Linked DNA regions of Mus musculus: all the other regions are linked to region 2. Evidence: chromatin loops called from intact Hi-C (ENCODE). Cell type or tissue: gastrocnemius. All regions are shown on one strand.

Region 1 (5,000 bases), 270 kb before region 2:
TCCTGTACATGGCTCCTTTACCTACACACTGGGGATTTGACCTCTATCTCCACTCTCATTAATATGGGTGGCCTATTTGCTCTTATTAAAAGAAAAAGGGGGAGATGTTGGGAGCCGCCCCCACATTCGCCGTTACAAGATGGCGCTGACAGCTGTGTTCTAAGTGGTAAACAAATAATCTGCGCATGTGCCAAGGGTATCTTATGACTACTTGTGCTCTGCCTTCCCCGTGACGTCAACTCGGCCGATGGGCTGCAGCCAATCAGGGAGTGACACGTCCGAGGCGAAGGAGAATGCTCCTTAAGAGGGACGGGGTTTCGTTTTCTCTCTCTCTTGCTTCTTGCTCTCTTGCTTCTTGCACTCTGGCTCCTGAAGATGTAAGCAATAAAGTTTTGCCGCAGAAGATTCTGGTCTGTGGTGTTCTTCCTGGCCGGTCGTGAGAACGCGTCTAATAACAGCTTATGTTTCTTAAATACTGGACATAGATAGAGTCTCCACATGAAGGGTAAAAACAGATCTGTAAAATACTTATTCAAAGGGAAATGTTCTAGTAGAAGGGAAATAATCCCCATTTTGTGTCTACCGTGGCCCAGTATGTTATTTATTACAATTTTTGTCTTCATAAATCCTATGTTCTGTTTTGCAGTGGAAGTGGTTGAGCAGTGTGCAAAGACAGGCTTAGGACATAGAATCTAGATTTGGCTCACTTGTATTTGAATCTAGAGCAGAATTTGCACCCTCACCACTGTTGATACCTAGGCTGCAGCATTTCCCGTTGACGGTCCACATCCCTAGCCTCTGCCCATTAGAGGGCAGTAGATTTTCCCCAATGGGACAGCTCAAAACATCTTCAGGTGATTTTAAATGTTCCTAGCAGGTTAAGATCTTCTGTTGAAATTTAGTTCTCTGCAATGTATATGTGCGAGTGTATATATATGTGTGTGTATGCACATACATATGATGTGATGTATGTGTACGTATATACATTATGTGTGTGTGTGTGTCTATATATGTATGTACATATATCTCTCCTTCCTTTTCATCTCTTCCTTCTCCTATCTGTCTTTTTCTTACCCTTGCATATTCAAAACAAAATTTGGGAAGTAACTTTAAGGACTCTAATTATGTTTAAACCTTTTTAAATATGAAAGTAATAAAAGCATTGTGAATCATTAGTACAAAATGTTAAAGATTATTTATAGTCTTACCACTTAGAAGGTTCCATGTTTGACATCTATTTAGTTTATGTATTTATCCTGTGTGTGTGCATACTTGTATGTGTGTGTGTGTGTGTGTTTAGGGCCCTTTTACTTTGGTAATTTCCTCTAATGGATAGCCTTGAAAATAACACTTCAAATAAAGGTTTTTACAGTTATCTGTGGGGAGATTGCTGGGGGCTGTACGCACGTGAGTGCAGAGGCCAGAAGACATGGTCATCTTCCTTGCAGTGGTCATCACAGGAGGTTGTGCGCTTCCTGTTGTGGGTGCTGGGAACCAAACTCAGGTCCTCTGTAAGAACAGTAAATGCTCTTGACCACTGAGCCATCTCTCCCACCTTCATAAATAGTGTTTGTCTGTATTTCGTAGGTAATATTCCAGCAAAATATTCTATATCCTAACAAGTTAATGTCATGATTTTTAGTAACTGCATCACATCCTCTTATACAAATATACACAGTGCAAACATCCCCCAAGTGGTGGGCACTTAGAGTTTTTCCAATTTATTATTTTCATAAATATTTCCTTACTGACTATATATGCACATGACCCTTCATGTAGACACCTGATAAATTTCCTAGGGTGTGCATTTCAGGGAAAAGAATAATTTGACCAAACTCTATATATTTTTAGGTTCTATTTCCTCAACTACTGTCAAGTTGCTCTCAACTGTTTAACCAATGGCTGCAGTGTTTCTCTCTTCTTCCATCTCCTCCTTCCCTCTCTCCCTCTACTCTACTCATGGACAGCGTTTCCATTTGTCTTCTATGACAACTGCCCTTTAAAAACTCCTTGAAAGGTAAAACTGGTATCTTAATGTTTTTTCTTTTTTTCTTTTCTTTACTTTTTTTTTTTTCTTTTTTTTTTTTTTTTTTTTTTTTGGTTTTTCGAGACAGGGTTTCTCTGTATAGCCCTGGCTGTCCTGGAACTCACTTTGCAGACCAGGCTGACCTCGAACTCAGAAATTCGCCTGCCTCTGCCTCCCAAGTGCTGGGATTAAAGGCGTGTACCACCAACGCCCGGCACCTTAATGTTTTAATTAGTATTTATTTCGTGATCTACAAACCTGCACATCTTTCCGTCCCTGTGTTTTTCTTATTCTTTGAAGTGTTTGTTAACAAGATGCATTCCTTCTTCACCAGCTGTAATTGCGCCTGACTGACTCTTTCATAGAACCTTGAGTTTTCACAATCAGACTTGCAGCAAAAGTTTTTCTAAGATTTTTAGTACAAGTAGAGAAATATTGGAGTGAAAATTCGGGAGAAGACGGGGAATTAATTGTGTGATGGCCACCAGGCGGCGCCATTGGCTCAGAATAGAATCATTGCTCTGGCGAGTAGGAGGCTATTACTTGACCCAGGGTCCTGAGCTGGGCTAAGTGAAGATCCTTGAGAGCTCTTTCCTGCATAGAACACCACTGGTCGGGTTTGTAGTTAACCTGACAGTGACCATGAGTGGGCCCGATGCGTTTGTATGTGGTCAGGGCCATTCCTGTTTTTGCTTAAAATATGTGACAGCTGTGCTTTACACAGTTGCCTAATAAACTGTACAGTTTCATGGTTTTCTGTGTATTCGTGTCACAGCAATCCATTTTAGAATATTTTTTATCATCTCAGAAAGGAACTTTATCTCTTTTTTCATCCCTGCCATCTCTCCCACCTCCTCTCCCCTTTCCCAGTACTGGAAGAGCACTGACTAATCTCAATTCTACCCCTGGGCCTACTTTCACAGTGACTTTACATACCTGGAACCTCCAGTAGGTGTTCTTTGTGATGTGGATTTGGTTGCTTTAGGCTGACAGTGCTGCCCCATCTGGCTTCCTGGCAGGAGACAGGGGCACTTTCAGGTCTGCTTGAAACAGTGACCTTTTAATATGATGGTTCTTCACTGTTTAGCCGGGAATGCTAGGATGGAAGATTTCTGGGCCCCAGGCCTCCCAGCAGCTTGGGTTTGGTGCCCTGGGTATCTACAACTGGTGACGCTTGTTTATTAGTAACTCTGACCCCCTGACAACCGAGCTGGCAGCAGTGGGGGGCTCAATCTGGAGGGGGGAAAAAGCCAGGTTTTAAATGGAGGCATCAGAGAAAGAAAGCCTTTCCCTGTGAGCCGCGGTGCCAACTCCAGCTTCAGCCCCTGTCCCTGAGCAGGCCGAGACGCTGCTTACTATCAAGCGCTCCTCCTTGACTTAGCCTGACAACAGGACATATCTGAAGGCCATCAAAACTAATGACATCAGCCTGACTTACTGCTCGGCTGGCAAGGATCTCAGCCCAGCGTAGCAGGAAGAGTGCTCAGTCTGATGCCTGAGGCTCACCAGAAAATTCCACTGGCTGGTGCCCGAGGCTGTTCTGAGACTCCAGTGAGAAGTGCCACAATAAAGCAAACCGATGCATGCGACAGAATCAAGGGTCAGAGTGGGACGTCTGGGAACTTCCTATCCACCCACCACGCGCGTTTCATAGAAAATTGAGTCTGAAGAGCTGACATTCTTTGCTGAAGGAGGGCCTATGACAGCTGTTGATGGAAGGTCAACTGTGGATCTGGGAGGCACGGCTCTCTGCTTCCTCTTTTCTTCCTTTGCCCACCCTTTTCCCACTCCCTTCCTTGGGATCAAAAGAATCAGATCCAATCACTCTAACTTTTCAGAATTGAGTTCTCATTTCTCCATGGCTACAGACCTAGTGGATCTGTAAATATTTGTGCTGAATGGGTCTGAGTTGAAATAATGGCATCTGAAGAAATCATCGATGACTGTAGGAACATCAGAGAGCAGCGTCAAGTTCCTCGGGGCCTGAGTCTTGTGCAACTTGGAAACCCGTGTTAAGAAAAGCAATACAAACTCATATTTCAAAAGGGCTGGAACAGATGGCTCAGTGGTTAAGAACACTGACTGCTATTCCAGAGGACCAAGGTTGGATTCTGAGCACCCACATGACACCTTACAACTCTCTCTAATTACAGATCCAGGGAACCCAGTGCCCTTTTCTGAACTCCACAGGCATCAGACAGACGCATGATGTATAGACTGCATGAAGTCAAAACACCCATGCACATGCAATTGGAAAATAATGGTAATGGCTGCAAGGCCTTTGAAATAGCCACACTCATTGTGCATGCAATGAGGGACTGCATTCAACTTCCCTGTCAGACTACTGCTAGGACTTTGTAGACTGGAATAGACCTGTTTGTAGAAACGACAGCTGGTATACTGGGAAGTATTTCATAACCCTCTTCTCTCATGGAATAAAGACAGCCCTAGAAATAGACGGGTACTGAACACGTGTTCCATGTGAGGAATACCAAAGAGAGCAATGAGGTCTGGAAAGGGCTGCCTCACTCAGGATGTGTGGTACTGAAGCCCAGGTAGAGGGTGAGGCCAGCTTCCTTCCCAGCTACCCACGTCTCAGTTTGTTCTCGGAGAATCTTTCACAGTTATTCTTCTTCTGAGTGCTTTGTCCAAAGGGGAGATCAGCATGGATAAAGCCATTTAGCATTGAGGGGTGAGAACAGGCTCAAGATTTACACAAATTTTTGAAGTTCTGTGTCACGGGTGGAGTCCCTTAAGTCCACATCACTGTCCTGAAGTGAACAGAAGGAAGATGTATGACCAGGGTGGCCTTTCCTCAAAGTGTGCCTGATGTCCCTGAAATAATAGGACAAATGCACACCCAGTAATCTGTCCCAACATCATTCTAGAAAACAACACGTTCACCCATTCTGTTAAGTGGTGACCTCAGCATTAGACTTTCTTCCTTTGTTTCTACCCTGTTGTCTGCCGCTTT
Region 2 (5,000 bases):
ACCCAGTAGTTCCAGACCAGTTCTACCAATGGCTATGGCTGTCAAGTACTCTTTGTGTACATGGACAACGGTGAATGAATGTTGCATCTTTAGAGAAAGAAATGTGTGTGCAACTTGGTCTGCAATATGCTCATTCAGTTTCTAAACGTCTGTGAGACAAGGTCTCCACAGGCAGATAAATTCTGATATTTTGTACCTGGAAAGTTGTTTAAACTTCCTTTCCAGATGCTATGATACTTATAAATGCTAAATGCTAAAAAACAAAAACAAAAACAAAAAACAAACAGACCAAAAAAAAAAAAACTCAAAAAACCCCAAAACAAACAAACAAAAAAACCCAGACCCTAGTCAGCTACCTTCAAGGCAAGGTAGTTGACTCCAAAGCTGCATTGTGATTTTCCAAAGATTGCCAGTACTTAAAAGAACTTCATTTTAAAATTATTCCATCAAAGCTAAATAGGGGTTATTAAAATCACAGTTACTCTCTGAGGCCGGATGAGTATCCAGGCCTCATACGACACAGCAGACGCTGTAAGGCAGCTGAGTCTGCAGAACACTCTAGGAGTACTGAGATATTGGTCTGGATGGGATTCCCTTGCCCAGTTGCCCCATTACACAGAAAGTTAAATTAAGGCTGCTGGATGTTTAGTGTTCTAGTCTTCAGAATCACCACCTGAGCCTCGGAACCCTTCAAACTGAAGCTCATCTATTGACAGAATGAGACGCCTGCCATAAGGAGACTTCAAAGGCCTTGTCCAGGACCTCATTCTTGCCTAGGGTCAGTGAGACCTACAAACCAGGCTCATGGACAGCGAGCCAGTGCGACTCTCACCAGACCAGGACTGGAAATGGTATTCTGATTTAGCGGAGTGACCCTGAAGTCAACATTGTAGTTACATTTAAATGAATGCATTGGTTTTCACGTAACTAAGAACACGGCTCTGAGCTGTCTGTCCTTGATTGGCTCCTTATGAGCTGTGTGATGCTGGGCGAATTACCCAACCTCTCTCCACTCCAATTTCCTCGATGACAAAATGGGAATAAGATGGTAATCATCTTCTTCAGGTCTTGTGGAATTAACTAAGTTAATACATACCAAGCAACTAAACTATTGGTAAACACCTCTTAGCGTTATTACTACAAGTGAAAACATGCCTGGTCATTTTTACTTGGAAAATACTCCAAAATCCAAAGTAATTGAGACTTCTGGTCACAATAAGCAGTTGGCTGGACGGAGGGGTGCAGGGAGTCTATGGTGGCCATCACGTACACAGATGAGTGTGCCCTGCAATGCTTTTCCAGTTTAGCGTTCAGCACCCGCATGACCTGGGGTTATTAACCTTGAGTACATATATAGGACCTTTCATTCTACTTTTCCCATCTTCAAAATACTTCTCTTTAGGGTTGGAAGCCACCATCACTGTCCCCCCACCCCCACCCCCAGCATGGCAACTGGGCCTCATCTCTTTTCCAGCTCTACCCATAGTCACCATCTCAGACAGGGTCCTACACTTGGGGGAAATGAATGAGCTTCCAGGCCAAAAAAAAAAAAAAAAAAAAAAAAAATCGCTGGATTTAACTGATTTTCTTTGAGTATACCTCCAGGTATCTAATCACACCTTGTACTTTTAAATTAGATGATATTCAAATGCATATTCAAATAACTCTTTTCTGTCTTTATTTAGATTTTAAAACTATAGTGGAAAGAGGGAAAGGTTCTGGAATTAGTTCCAAAGGAGCCAAGTCCCATCCATTTTAGACGACAAGCATTCGTTCCAAGCTCTGCAACTCTGCCGAGAAACAGTTTTTACTTCGCTGACACCCACAAGCTTCGCTAATATGCACTTGGCTCTGAGAGTTCAGGATAATGTGCTGTAAAAATCTGGCCTCCTGGGCTTCCATTGCTCTGGGAGAAGACATTTAGCTGTGACTCTCATTGTAAAGTGCCCTCTTGTGGCTTTAAGGAGGTATTGACAGTTCTGGTGACACTTGAAACTGGCCCTGAGTTAACAACCTAGATTAAATTATTCTTTTAACAGCCAACTGGAGAAACAGTGCTTAGAGTTGATAATCCAAAAGAAGCACTAATGTCCATATACGATAAGCTTTCCCCACTTTTAAAAAACAAGCTGATAAAGGAGATGTGCAAGCCAACTTTGGGTGTCATCTCAAGTCTAAATAAAGCTGGAAAGGGACAAGTGTTGTGCTGGTGCCTGTCCGGGAGAGGCTCTCACTTCCTCTGGGTGAATCTGGCTAGCTGGAGTCTGATAACTGCAGAATAGGAAAGCCCTGAGTATTCCAAGTCCTACTCCAGGAATCTGGGTGAAGTACTGACATTCTCAGGGCACAGAGGAGTACAATCAACACATGGGCATCCTGTACAGGATAACTCAACCCCACATGCTTTTATCAAACACAAGAGAAGTGTAAAAAAGATGGACAAACTTATCCTTATCCCCAGGCGAAAAATAACATACATACCTCCCCAAGGCAGCCCAGAGAAATTATCATTGTTACAAAAGTTTGAGTAATATAAACTTGGAAGGGCAGCAGGTTATAAAAACCCTATAAATTTATGTTCAGCCTTCCAAGCAATGTTCTCTTTCCACCCTTCTCCCCTCCTCTCTACAATGAGACACGAAGTCTGGGACTTGAGCATTTAAGCCACAATCCTCGCCAAAGTGACCAAATTACAATCAATGCTGAAGCATTTTGGCACCAGAAAGTTTCAACAGAGTATCATCTGCAGAGCCATCACAGCCCATCTCCCCCAAAGGGCTCAGAGAAAGTAGTCAGTACTTCATTAATTCTGAAGAACTATCTGCTGAGGAGACAGAGGGAGGAGAATGCTTTTTATACATCTCAGAGAACAGGAAGCAGACAGACAATTCACAATTCAAAGTCAGATCACATCTCAAGGGCAGAAGGAGATTGGCGGGTCTCGAGATTTTCTGTCAAGCAAGTTTAGACCAGAACTGGGAGGCTTATCACGGACGTAGTGACCTCCTTGACAGATGCCAAGAGAAAAGAGCCTCTGACAACAGACTCTTGGATGCCCGTCAAGGCCCTGACCTTCTTGCTTGAGAACAAATGTAACTCAGGGGCAGTGTAAACACAGGCACACTAGCAGTGTAAACACTTATCTTACAGTGCAAGAAAGAGAACGCAAGCCAACTCCAGTTGAAGTACTGTTGGAATGTGTCATTATAGGAAGTTGTGGAATGCTTCCATAAATACTGGAAAATGAGAACACACTGGAGATGTTCTAGATTCTTTTCTAAGGTTTTTTTTTTTTTTTTAAAGACACAATCACATGTAGCCTAGCCTACCCTAGAACTTACATCCTCCTGCTCCAGCTTCTTAGGTGCTAGGATTACAAGGGTGTCTCAATACACCTGGCAATATTTTCTTCCCAAAGCTTTGATGTGACAATAGTTTATACAGAAATTAACATAAAGTTCCAAGGGATGCCTAAAAACATCTTCATAATTACAATTCCTTTGATTCCCATAACAGCTATGCTACGAACTGATATTCTCAAATATATATAAAAATAAAAGGTGATGTGAGAAGGCCATCTGCTATGAAAAGAGGAATAATAAAGACTACCCGTGGTGGTGGTGGTATGAATCCTTGTGTTCGAAGCTCTTGCTCTTGGTGCAGTTACTGTTGTGCTTAATAGTGGCTGATAGGCCTGATGTGACCAGGGAGGATGGCAACCCCCTGAGGATGCAATGCTGTCATGCCTACGACTTTAGTTATAAATAACATCTAAAGTGCAATAGGTTCAGTCAAAGGAAATAACACAATTGAAATCGATGTATTTCTTTGCAATAATTGTACATACGATACATATTTTTCTTCAGGATGTTGAATCCTTTGTTTTTGTTTTAAATCGGAATATTAAAGAACACTTTGTATAATCTCACAATGAAAGAAACAGTTTAGACTTCATCACATGTAGCTGTGTCTCGACTCCTGTAGCAATGGCTGTTCCTCCTCATCCCCTTCAACTGAGTCCCCTCAGTGAAAACTGTGACCATCAACAGTGTGGTGAATTTAAACAGGAACCACAGACATATGCTGGAGCTCTTGAGCATATTCGCCACTGTTCATTGTCATCAATACTTTCCCAGTAGAGATGTGCAAAGCCGTACAAGTCTCTCCAGACTTGTTCTAAGTGCTAACGAGAGAGAGAGAGAGAACTACACTACAGTGGGCTTCCTTCTGACTCTTACACTTCATACTGTAGAACAAGATTCCTGCCCAGTTTGGTAATCCATGTCTGTCCTAGTGTAAGACAGGATTAAACAGTAGGGAATGTAAACACAGATATGAAGCTTGTCATTAGACACTCTTAGCTGAGTTCAGCAGACTCAACAATCAACCCCACTCTTTCTGATGCACACACAAGGACCACATCAGTTCTACTTTTAAAAAAAGATTCGGACATTTCTACCTTGATGTTGGCTGAGTTCCTCCTCCCAAGATTCAGAAAGCTGGATGCTTCAATATCCAACACACGTGCTTCTCTCTCCAGATCAGGTATTATTAAAAAACTTGTTTGGCAAGTGTTCTTATAGTCTTCTCATATGGAGACAATCTCATGATCACACTGAAAGATTTGGCCCCCAAAGCTGAATGTCCTTGAAAAAAGCCACTTTCATCTTCTCTTCAGGAGAAAAGAAAACAAACATCTGATTCTAGAGGAGACCAAGGGATCCATCTTGATGTCTGAAATCTGGCCACAGGCATGGAGGCTGTGCAGTCTCAAAAGGGCGGGTTTGCAGTCTTCTGGCGTTGAGTTAGTTAGCTGCTTTTCTTTCCTTTCCTTTCTTTCTTTCTTTTTTTTCTTTTCTTTTCTTTTTTTTTTTTTTTTTTTAATTTTCTTTACAACTTAAAAAAACCTCAACTTAAGGCAGGCTACAAAGTTCACTGAAAACGCCAAACACCATCCCTCCTGTTAAGCCTTCCAGACCCAGAATTTTCGGCTCCATTTG
Region 3 (5,000 bases), 110 kb before region 2:
ATGTAATCAGAATCCATGAACTTTAATATAAATTCCACATCCTGGTTACTTATCTATATTTTCAGGAACAGTAAATTGATATATGAAGTAAAAATTGAGAATTTTTCCAACATGGATTTGAAAATGGCCCTTAACTCTCTCTGCACACTCTACTGGCTCCATTCCAATCGGAGAGAGCGTCTGAGAGCCTGTGGGCAGCAGTATAATCTGCTGGGATTATTTTCTGATCTCTCACAGCTTACAAAAAACAATGTTATCTACAAGACTCACAGGGAGAACAAATTTAAGTACAAATGACACATTCAGTCCCACATGATCATAATTTCCTGCTATGTCTACAAAAACTATTCGTAAGTCTATGTCTAAATTCTCTTTACCCTTTGGGGGAAAAGCCCTCAATTCTATGGATTTATATTTCAGTTCAACCATGCCAATTCCTGATGGTTTCTGCCTTTCTAGGATGGAATGTAGCCTTGGTCCTCAGCTGTCAGAATGGCCATCAACAATTGTCCATACAGGGACCACAGAGGTCACAACACCGCCCCCCCCAAAGGTTTGATCCAAGGAAGAGTATAAGAAATAGCTAATGAAGTTCTCACTTTGTCCCCTAAAGGGTACTAATATCATAGATAATAGCTTATCAACTCTAAATAAATTATTATTGAAAAATGTAAAAATATTTAAATTCAGGATTTAATTTGAGAAGTGCTTGTCATGAGTTTATAGATTAAACATGTTTATTTAGTATCTCACGTCTATACTTGGAAAGATAACTCCAGGCTTCTTTCCTCCCTCCTTACCCTTCACCCCTCCCTCCCCACCTTCCAGACATTGAATTATATTAAAACAAGAGTTTTTGCACACTTGTAGGGAAGGGCCTACAAGAGTAGTTTAAGGCCATTTGTCCCTGGGAAAGGATGGGAAGGAGTGTTTATTACATCAGGTGCAGAAGTACAGAAGTCTCGGAGGACTGATTTCCTAGGATTCCAACTGCAAGGACAGTGTCTCAGAAGTGTGACAGAAACTCTGGCATATGGGACTTAATGTCCCGGCAAATACATTCTCGCTGACGATGATGGTTCTTATGTGTAAAAATAGTCACAAACATATGAGTCACTTTGTAGCACTGGGTGTGTGAAGCTAAGATTTATGGTTGTGTGTTTGCCCCATGTAGAAACAGAGAAACAAAGAGTTCCCTTCAGATTGACGAGAAAGATAAAGTACCCCTCCCTGGAAATAACATTGTTGTTGTTGTTGTTTTTTTTTTTTTTTTTTTTTCTGAAGAAGTTCTAAGGACCAGAACACACTTTCCTTCAATTATTTATTGATCATTAAAGATCTTTTCCCAAGGCAATTACAGATTGTAGCCTTTGTAAGCCTGGATGGACAAAGTACAGGTCAGAACCTACAAGTTAACAGTCCTGCTCTCAAGAGATGGCTATCTGAGGAGTGGCCATTGGGAAAGCTTGCCTCCATGATGACCACCTTCTCTGCATGCCTGCTGATCTCTTAATTAGAGACCGTGAGTGCTCCATTTCAGGATGTTGAAAATGGGTTGGCTTACAACTTGGTTTATCAAAAGTACATAATGTCTTATTTTTTTATTTTTTATTCTTTTAAAAAAAGGTTGGCCACTTTTGTTTTCTACCACAAGCAAAAGCTATTTGCTTTGGGAAAAGTAGGATAGCCAGAGACCACTGTACTGAGAAAGAAAGCCCAAAGTCACATGCAATGGTTACTTAGAGTCTCCGAGATAGTCCTCTAACCTCAAACAGCCTGCCAACCCATGGTGGATACACATACATGTATGGAAAAGCTATTTTTGGAATATTCAAATTCTACCCACCATAGGACTCTGAATTCATAGGAGACCCGCTTCAATAACCAGCCAATGGAACAACCCAAGAGAAAACAGTGTTATTTTGAGCTATTAACTTTTGAAGCAGTAGGCAATACAGCAACAAATAACTTAAGTATACACTGCGGACTGAGGCAAAACTAGTGTGGGTCTTGCTCTTCACGGAGTTTACAGTGCCCAGAACACAATAAGAACTAAACTAATATTTAATTAGCAGTTTGCACAGTTCCTTCTGTTTTAATAAGATGAAGGAAAGACTCATGGTTAATATGGCTTCATAGATGAAATGGAATTCTGACTTTGTCTAAGCAATATATGTAAAGCTCAAAGGAATGTAAAGGCATATGTGTGCAGGTGTGTGTGTGTATGTGTGTGTGTGTGTGTGTGTGTGTAGGATTACGCCACACCCTGTATCAGAGGGTTGAGACACTTGAGCTGATTTCACAGTTGCAATGCCCTTACATATAAGGTTGGTATAATTATCTCTATCTTTGAGATGAAGGAAGTCAGCGTGTTTTCCAAGTCAGAAAGTTAGCAAGAGATTTGATCTCAGGTTTGTATAATTCTAAAGCCAATCTTCTTTGCATTATACTATCATATTGTTCACATTATATTACCATATTGTTCAAACTACAACAGAAACAGGAAAACGACTTGACAGACATCACCTGCTGAGTCTTTTCCAGGGCTGTCTACCTCCATTACCTGCTGTCCAGATGCTAAAACCTATTTCACCAGTGGTACTGGGACAAACTGCGATCAGTGCTTCAGTCATGAGTTCAAACCAGGAACCAGTGCCAGAGGAAGCTTAAGACCAAGACTGCAGATAACCATGCATGCACCCTATGCTAGCCATCAGGCAAACTTCTAGAACTGTGAAACTCAAGGGACGATGCTAAGGGAGAATAGAGCCTTTCTAGGAAGAATAGCCATCTCAAATAACTCTTCCGTGGCTTTCCACATGATTTACTTGAACACATTAAAGCCTTCTTGAATTATTACAGCACGATTAATCACTCCAAATTTCATTATTTCGGCAAGGAAATGGGATGCTGTGATGAGCTCATTAGGCAGGCAGTTGATTATGTCAATCAATAATTTGAGTGCCAGCAACTTGGTGGATGCTGAGGCAGGAGGGGGAGTTGTACACAGCAAGGGCTCTGGTGTCTGCTTTTCGGGTGGATAAAGGGTGAGCTAGCAAGGCCTGGCAGGCCAAAGAGTTGGAGCACTCATGTGTGCCTAAAACTGTGAAGGGACGTGAGCCAGCCGTGCTTACACCCTATGATGAGAAAACTGTTTATCGTTACTGAAAATAGTTCTGGTCTATTCTATGCATTTTTATTTTTCAGAAGCAAATGAAAATCTCTGCACAAAGCTACCACACAGATGGATTTGCTCTCAACTGAAAGAGGGGAAGAAAGGAAGAAAGAAAGAAAAAGAAAGAGATCCTGAGTTCAAATTCCAGCAACCACATGGTGGCTCACAGCCACCCGTAATGAGATATGACGCCCTCTTCTGGTGTGTCTGAAGTCAGCTACAGTGTACTTATGTATAATAATAAGCAAATCTTTGGGCCAGAGCAAGCAGGGACTGAGTGAGTGGAGTTGACCAGAGCGAGCAGGGCAGACCAGAGCGAATGGACCTACTGGAGCAAGCAGAAGCTCTAAAAATTCAATTCTCAACAACCACATAAAGGCTATCAACTATCTGTACAGCCACAGTGTACTGACATATATTAAATAAATAAATAAATAAATCTTTTAAAAAGAGAGAGAGAGAGAAAACAAAGCAATCCTCATCATTCTACAATTTGCTAGAACGCAGAGCTTGAGTGCTGAAGCTGTCAGTAGTCACCAAGGATAACTAAAGTTGGTAATTCTCCATCACTTTAGCATGGAGAGGAGATATTCACACTGTGGAGCTTAAGAATCAAGTGCTTGCAGTTCCAAGTTGAGGCCACTAGGTGGTGACGTTGTGGATTTTGGCAGCCATAGTGTGTGTGCTCCATAAGGCATGGTGTCCTTAATGAAATTATGAACGTCTCCTCTGTCACTGAGAAGAAACCACAGAAATTCCTGGCACCCTTTTTTTTTTTTTTCTCACATGCTCACTTACCTGACTTATACTATATTTATGACAACATACACCTTTTAACAAAAGGGAAGCTTTCTAATTTAGATAAATGCAGATCACACAGATCACTTTTGCCTAGATTTTAGGAGAGACAAACAGATAAACATGACTTCTTCCCAGTAGTGAAGACAGTCTTCCATAATTAACTCATTACCTTTAGAAACTGGGGCCATCACCCAACGTAGCACTGGGTGAATAAACCTGTCTTGCCTTTCTGAGCGCCACTCTGAGCATCTGAAAAGAGTCTGAGAAATGACTGAGGATGTAAGAGCAGGCTGGCTGATATGTACGGCACCGGGCTCTGGACTGATGCTTTCATCAGTCCTGGGTCCTTATTAGCGCTGCTATGATCTTTGTAAAGCAAAATGAACCCAGAGAAGAAACAATTTGAAAGAAAAAGTAACCACTGCTGGGCTGTACATTACCTACAAAAGCTATGTATGCTATGATATTCATGCTCACAATAGTCTGGAAACACAGTAGAGGTGTCAAGTTCTTCCAGCATAAGGATGACAATATCTAAGTACAAGAGGACCTGAGTGATAATTGCAGGAAGTCACCCATTCAAACCTCCCTATAATGGAACTAGAAAAAGAGTACACTGGGTGAAGTAACCCAGATGCGGAAAGACAAATGCCACTTGTTCTCTCTCATTTGTGGGTCTTAGTCCCAAATCTTCAGATGTGAGAGTGAGGATATACACTCTGGAGTAACCACAGAAACCAAGAAAGTTGAAAGGGGCCATGGGTGAGGCCTAGAGAGGGGAGTAGCAGGATACAAATTCCACATGCAAAGTGGGAAAGGGAGGAAGACAGACTGAGGAGTTCCAACTAGGGAAGTGAAAGGAAGGCACCACAGTAAGGGAGGGAGGAGGAGATAGAACCTTATTATTTGTTATTTACCTACAATTGTGTGTGTGTGTGTGTGTGTAATCAACTTATTCCACTTGGGCTGTCAATGCTCCCCACAAGAGCCAGGGAGCAACAAAAAATCCAGTGCCCGGTATGAG
Region 4 (5,000 bases), 290 kb before region 2:
GGCACAGAGGAAGGAAAGAGGATGGATTACAGTGGATCTGTCCTTAATCTTGAGGTAATGAGCTGCCATAGCAACGTCAAGACTCCTGTAAGGGATGGGCATTGACTTGTGCTTCCATTGACTGCTGCTCTACCTTGAATTACCACAGCATTAGCAGTTTCTCAGGACACACATTGTCTCCCAGTTACTTCTGTTCCAACTCTGGCAGTCTCTCTCCATTCAGAGTCAAGCCAAGGTGAATTCTGATGTTGCCCAGCCATACAGCGACACTGGTGTGGGGGCTTTTAAGAAGCTTGTTAAGGTGACTGACTGGCAGACTTCATTTCCATGCAGTTATCAGCTCAAGTTCCCTTTTTGATGGCTGTCGGCTGGGAAGTCCCTTGGGAAGGACACTGCCTCGAATATTCCTATGCAGAATATCCTGAACAAGAATGTTCTGTTGTGACATTTTACTTCTCCATTATCAGCCCCTTTAATCTGATAAGGGTGCTGCAATAGAGTCCTGGGAGTGACTATCGGCCACCTTTGTTATCTAAGATGATAGCTACTTATCTCCAGTCTCCACCACATGCGGGGGGGGGGGGGGGGGGGGTCTTGTATGTTCAGCAGGTAAGAAGAATCTTGGAGCCAGTTTAGAATTCTGTCTCTTAAAGCTGAGGTGGAAAATGACAGGAAGTAGATCAAAGACAGTGGGCGGATAGAAATGAAGTACAAACCTTGAGCTTTTCCCAGTCCATCCTGGGTTTTAGATGGATGGCCTGGTTCTTATTTTTGTGAACAGATCACTGTTCCACTCGCCCATCTGTCTGTACTCTATGCTCAGAGACTCACTCACACCATGTGGAATAGCTCCTTCCATTCTTTTACCAGCATCAGAGAGAATCAGTTAAAGGTGTCCCTGCTACCCCCTCCTGATTTTTATAGAGAACACACACAGTACATGTATTCCTGTGAAAACTTCAAACCGTATGGAATGGGGTTGCTATGAGTTTTGTTACCAGAGCTCCCTGGATTTAAAGGCCAACCCCATCACTTTCTGGTGCCGTCATCTTTTAGTAAGTTATTTCTTCATTTCTACTTAGCTTAGGCACGCCTCTGTGGGAACCTTAAAAACAGCCAAGAAGTAGCATCTTCCAAATGTATAAAATTGTTGGCCAAAACCAAGACAAAAGGACAAAGTAAAGACTGCCAGGAAGTGAGTGCCCTTCTAAAGGCAACCTCAGGAGGTCGATGGCAGGAGAACGGAGTCTGAGCCGTGTACACACGGCTTGCTTGCTTGCTACGTGAGATCTTGGCGGCCTCTCTGAGAGGTAATTTTCTTATGGATGAAATAAGGCTTCCTTCACATACAGTCATGTGAACTGTTAATAAAAAGACCGCAAGACCCCGCCTCTGTGTGCAGCAGCAGCAGCAGCATGAGGGCTTTACTTGTTTGTCAGTTTTTATTTGTTGTTTGAGACAGGATCTGTTACAGCCCAAGCTGGCTTTGAGCACTGTATGTAGCCATGGATGACCTTGAACTTCTCACACTCCTGCCCCCACCTCCTGGGCTTCTGATCATCTTTCTAACTGCTCATCACCAGCGTTGGTCAGCTTCCACACCTTATGTTTCCGCCCTCCTCCTCCTCCCCCGGCTGCTGGAGCAGGTCTCTGTGACATGGTAAATGCTACTGTTTTCCCTTAGAGGCAGGGTAAGCTAGCAGCTCTCCCAGGGACAGACTCGGAGAGCTGTTTACTAAGGGTGAGGACTTTGGAGAGTAAAAACTGTCTCTGGTGACTGACACTCTTCTTGAATTGGGGTTGATTGAACCAGGACAGATAGTCTAGCCCTTGAATATTAACAGCCTCAGGTTAAAAATAAAAAAAAACCCAAAACAGCAGCAAACTGTTCTCCTAAAGTGTCAGCTGTTTCTTCCTCCAACACTTTAAGCTACTGAATACTTAGCACTGTGGTAACACTAAGTCTCAAACCACTAAACAGACGTTATAAATATTTGATGATTGTAAATTTTATTTATATTGTTAAAATACATCAAAATATTTTTATAACACATTTAGAACCTTAATTTCATTCTTTTCAAAATAAAAGAGAGCTGAAACTTTTAAAAATTGTATCAAATGGGGGGGAAAAAGCCCTTTGTAAGGTGGCATTATTGAAAAGGCAAGTAGATTTTAATAAGCCTATGTTTGGCCAAATTTGAATAAAGGAGCTGCAGTACCTCTACTTTGCCACGAGGTGGCAATAGCTGCCTCCCAATCAAAGGCTGACAGAACCGGGGCAGTAAACATGGAAGAGGAGTCTCACTTTGTTTCTGGAGAGTCTCTTTCTGCATTTAGAAGGAGGAGGGGATGTGGAAAGGAGGGACAAAGTGAGATAGGGAGGGAGGGAGGGAGGGAGGGAGGGAGGGAGGGAGGGAGGGAGGGAGGGAGGGAGGGAGGGAGGGAGAAGGAAGGAAGGGAGGGAGGGCTGTCTCTTAGCCCAGATAACTTTTCTAAAGTCTCTTTGTAGTTTTCCCCATTCTAGAGGAACCAATGATAACTTTGCCTGCGTCGGTGTCTCCAGTTTTTCCTATGCCCTCTGAGGCTGCCTTGAAATCACTCACACAACTGAAATTCTTGTAAAAAAAAAAAAAAAAGAAGACCTTGGAAAATGATTTTAAATATCCTGTGTGGATTAGCTGCCTGGATACAAATCTTAAAACGTTTTACATGCAGGTAGGCTAGGGAAGATGAAAATGATTGTGTCGTTAAGGCTCTCCAGCGTGTCTGGAAAGGCATGAGGATGGTTCTTTGGATATGCGGAACACAAGACAGATGTAGGGGGAGGGCATTTTGGAGTCCTCTCCTTGACAGGAGTGGCTGAGGCTATCGAGTGGATGAGCTGTCTAGGCAAACATTGCTGATGGGGACAGAGCACCTAAGACGAAGTTCTGAAGAACTTGACACAAAAGGGCTAGGCACCCCAAGCACTGGAAAATTGGGTGGAGTCAGGAGGATTATAAATTTGAGGGTGGCCAACTTTAGACAGTGAGTTCCAGGTTGGTTTGGGTCCATAATGCGGCCTTGTCTCACAATCACAAATTCCAAGTAGTAGACTCAGTAGCTGTAAAGAAGGTTATGGCACTTCAAAGAATAAGCAGAAATTGTCACTATCCATGACTATTGAACAATATAAAGTATTGGTTCATCCCCCAAATAAATAAGATTTTCTTATGGTATTGTCTTAGCTAGGATTACTGCTGCTGTAATGAAACATGACCAAAAGCAACTGGGGGAAGAAAGGGTTTAGTTAGCTTACACATCTACATTGTAGTCCATCCCTGAAGGAAGTCAGGAATTCAAACAGGGCCTGTACCTGGAGGCAGGAGCTGATGCAGAGACCATGGAAAGATGCTGCTTACTGGCTCACTCCTCATGGCCTACTCAGCCTGCTTTCTTAGAGAACCCAGGACCACCAGCCCAGGGGTAGCCCTGCAATGGGCTGGACCCTCCCTATCAATCACAAATGTTCTACAACCTCATCTTATGGAGGCCTTTGCTCAATTGAGTCTCCCTCCTGTCAGATAACTCCAGCATCTCTCAAGGTGACAGAAAACCAGCAAGCACAGAGGTCAAAGAGGGCCATAGAAAAGCAGCAAAATTAGCAAGGTGAAATTTCATGCCTAGCAGCTGCTAACTTAGAGAAGTCAGTTATTTGGAGCCCAGCTTGTCTTCATCCGCCCAGGTGACTCGGTCTACTGCTCGCAGCTCTTGACCGTCTAGATCAGGCCCCGGCTGAGGTGTTTGATGACAGCCTGCTTCACGCTTCAGGGCTAGCTGACTCTTGACATGGCCGAGAGGCCGGAGAATTCATGGAGGACAGTTGCACCCCCTCCACATTGGGGGTTCAGACTTCAGTATAATTTTTAAGGGGACATAAACACTGAGTGCTTATTCCAGCTAGTGTCCATCTGTGGGTACAGGGCCTGAGCTAGAGCTTCTTGTGAGCTCTGTAGCCTAACTCATTCTTCCGAACACCAAGTCCCAGCTGTGTGCAGCCTTCATGGAGAAGCAGCATTTAAACCATGCGCTCGGCCCATTTCTGTGACCGTAACCTGAATGGAACAAGTGGGGACAGTGAACTTTGCTGCCTCTAAATTCTGATGAGGTTTAAAAAACTCTTATTTTTTTTCTAACCCTTTTTCTCCCACCCCACTTTCCATATTGTTCACACGAGAGTTTGGCAGGTGTCTTAGTCAGGGTTTCTATTCCCGCATGAACCAAGAAGCAAGTTGGGGAGGAAAGGATTTATTCAGCTTGCACTTCCATACTGCTGTTCATCACCAAAGGAAGTCAGGACTGGAACTCAAGCAGGTCAGAAAGCAGGAGCTGTTGCAGAGGCCACGGAGGGATGTTACTTACTGGCTTGCTTCCCCTGGCTTGCTCAGCTTGCTTTCTTATAGAACCAAAGACAACCAGCCCAGAGATGGTCCCACCCACAAGGGGCCCTCCCTGTTTCATCACTAATTGAGAAAATGTCCCACAGCTGGATCTCATGGAGGCACTTCCCCAACTGAAGCTCCTTTCTCTGTGATAACTCCAGCCTGGGTCAAGTTGACACACAAAACCAGCCAGTACAGCAGGGAAAAAAATTAATCTAAGCATAGCATTCCTCCCTTCCCGTCTACTTGTAAGGCACGGCTTCGAAGCTGGCAGCTAAGACTCCTTGCACTTTCCTGAAGTGTGGGCTTAACCCAGGAGGCGTCTTGGTTCCTGGAGAACCTTGGCTCCTGGGGTTTTTTCCTGTCAGGCATTGTCTGTGCAAAGTCCATATCTGTGCAAAGCCCGTGGTGTTTAAACTAGAACTCTGTCTCATGTCACCTGATTCATACCATCTGGAAAAAAAACCCCCGGCAACAAGAAGCACCATGAGTCACCTGGAAAGCCGCAATGAAGGATTTTCCACAGAAAATTGACAAAGTGGATTACGTACACAAAGGGAAGGGAAGAGCAGTAACCCA

Evidence for each region. Peaks named below come from ENCODE experiments on the same cell type or tissue, not always from the same donor. Only the 100,000 strongest peaks of a DNase experiment are listed, where the experiment ranks them.
Region 1: it touches region 2 in a loop (4-fold over the local background); 15 of 42 quality-filtered maps call a loop at or near these places.
Region 3: a loop joins it to region 2, with 4 times the contacts of the local background. A loop is called at or near these places in 14 of 42 quality-filtered maps.
Region 4: it touches region 2 in a loop (12-fold over the local background); 11 of 42 quality-filtered maps call a loop at or near these places.

Annotation. Positions count from the first base shown.
Region 1 is chr2:113,805,399-113,810,398 of GRCm38, reverse strand. All of the region lies in intron 2 of Scg5 (secretogranin V), which reads left to right. Among named protein-coding and RNA genes, the nearest start is that of Scg5, 21 kb to the left of the region's middle. In gastrocnemius, a CTCF peak has its summit at 2,517 (motif pointing right); DNase peaks (open chromatin) are centred at 2,533, 3,084 and 3,339.
Region 2 is chr2:113,532,779-113,537,778 of GRCm38, reverse strand. All of the region lies in intron 7 of Fmn1 (formin 1), which reads right to left. Among named protein-coding and RNA genes, the nearest start is that of Gm13963, 140 kb to the right of the region's middle. In gastrocnemius, a CTCF peak has its summit at 1,968 (motif pointing left); a DNase peak (open chromatin) is centred at 1,892; H3K27ac peaks cover 1,262 bases.
Region 3 is chr2:113,647,187-113,652,186 of GRCm38, reverse strand. The region is part of intron 16 of Fmn1 (formin 1); the gene reads right to left. Among named protein-coding and RNA genes, the nearest start is that of 4930533B01Rik, 59 kb to the left of the region's middle. In gastrocnemius, a CTCF peak has its summit at 3,801 (motif pointing right); DNase peaks (open chromatin) are centred at 3,049 and 3,813.
Region 4 is chr2:113,821,350-113,826,349 of GRCm38, reverse strand. All of the region lies in intron 2 of Scg5 (secretogranin V), which reads left to right. Among named protein-coding and RNA genes, the nearest start is that of Scg5, 5.2 kb to the left of the region's middle. In gastrocnemius, a CTCF peak has its summit at 2,214 (motif pointing right); DNase peaks (open chromatin) are centred at 2,247 and 3,778.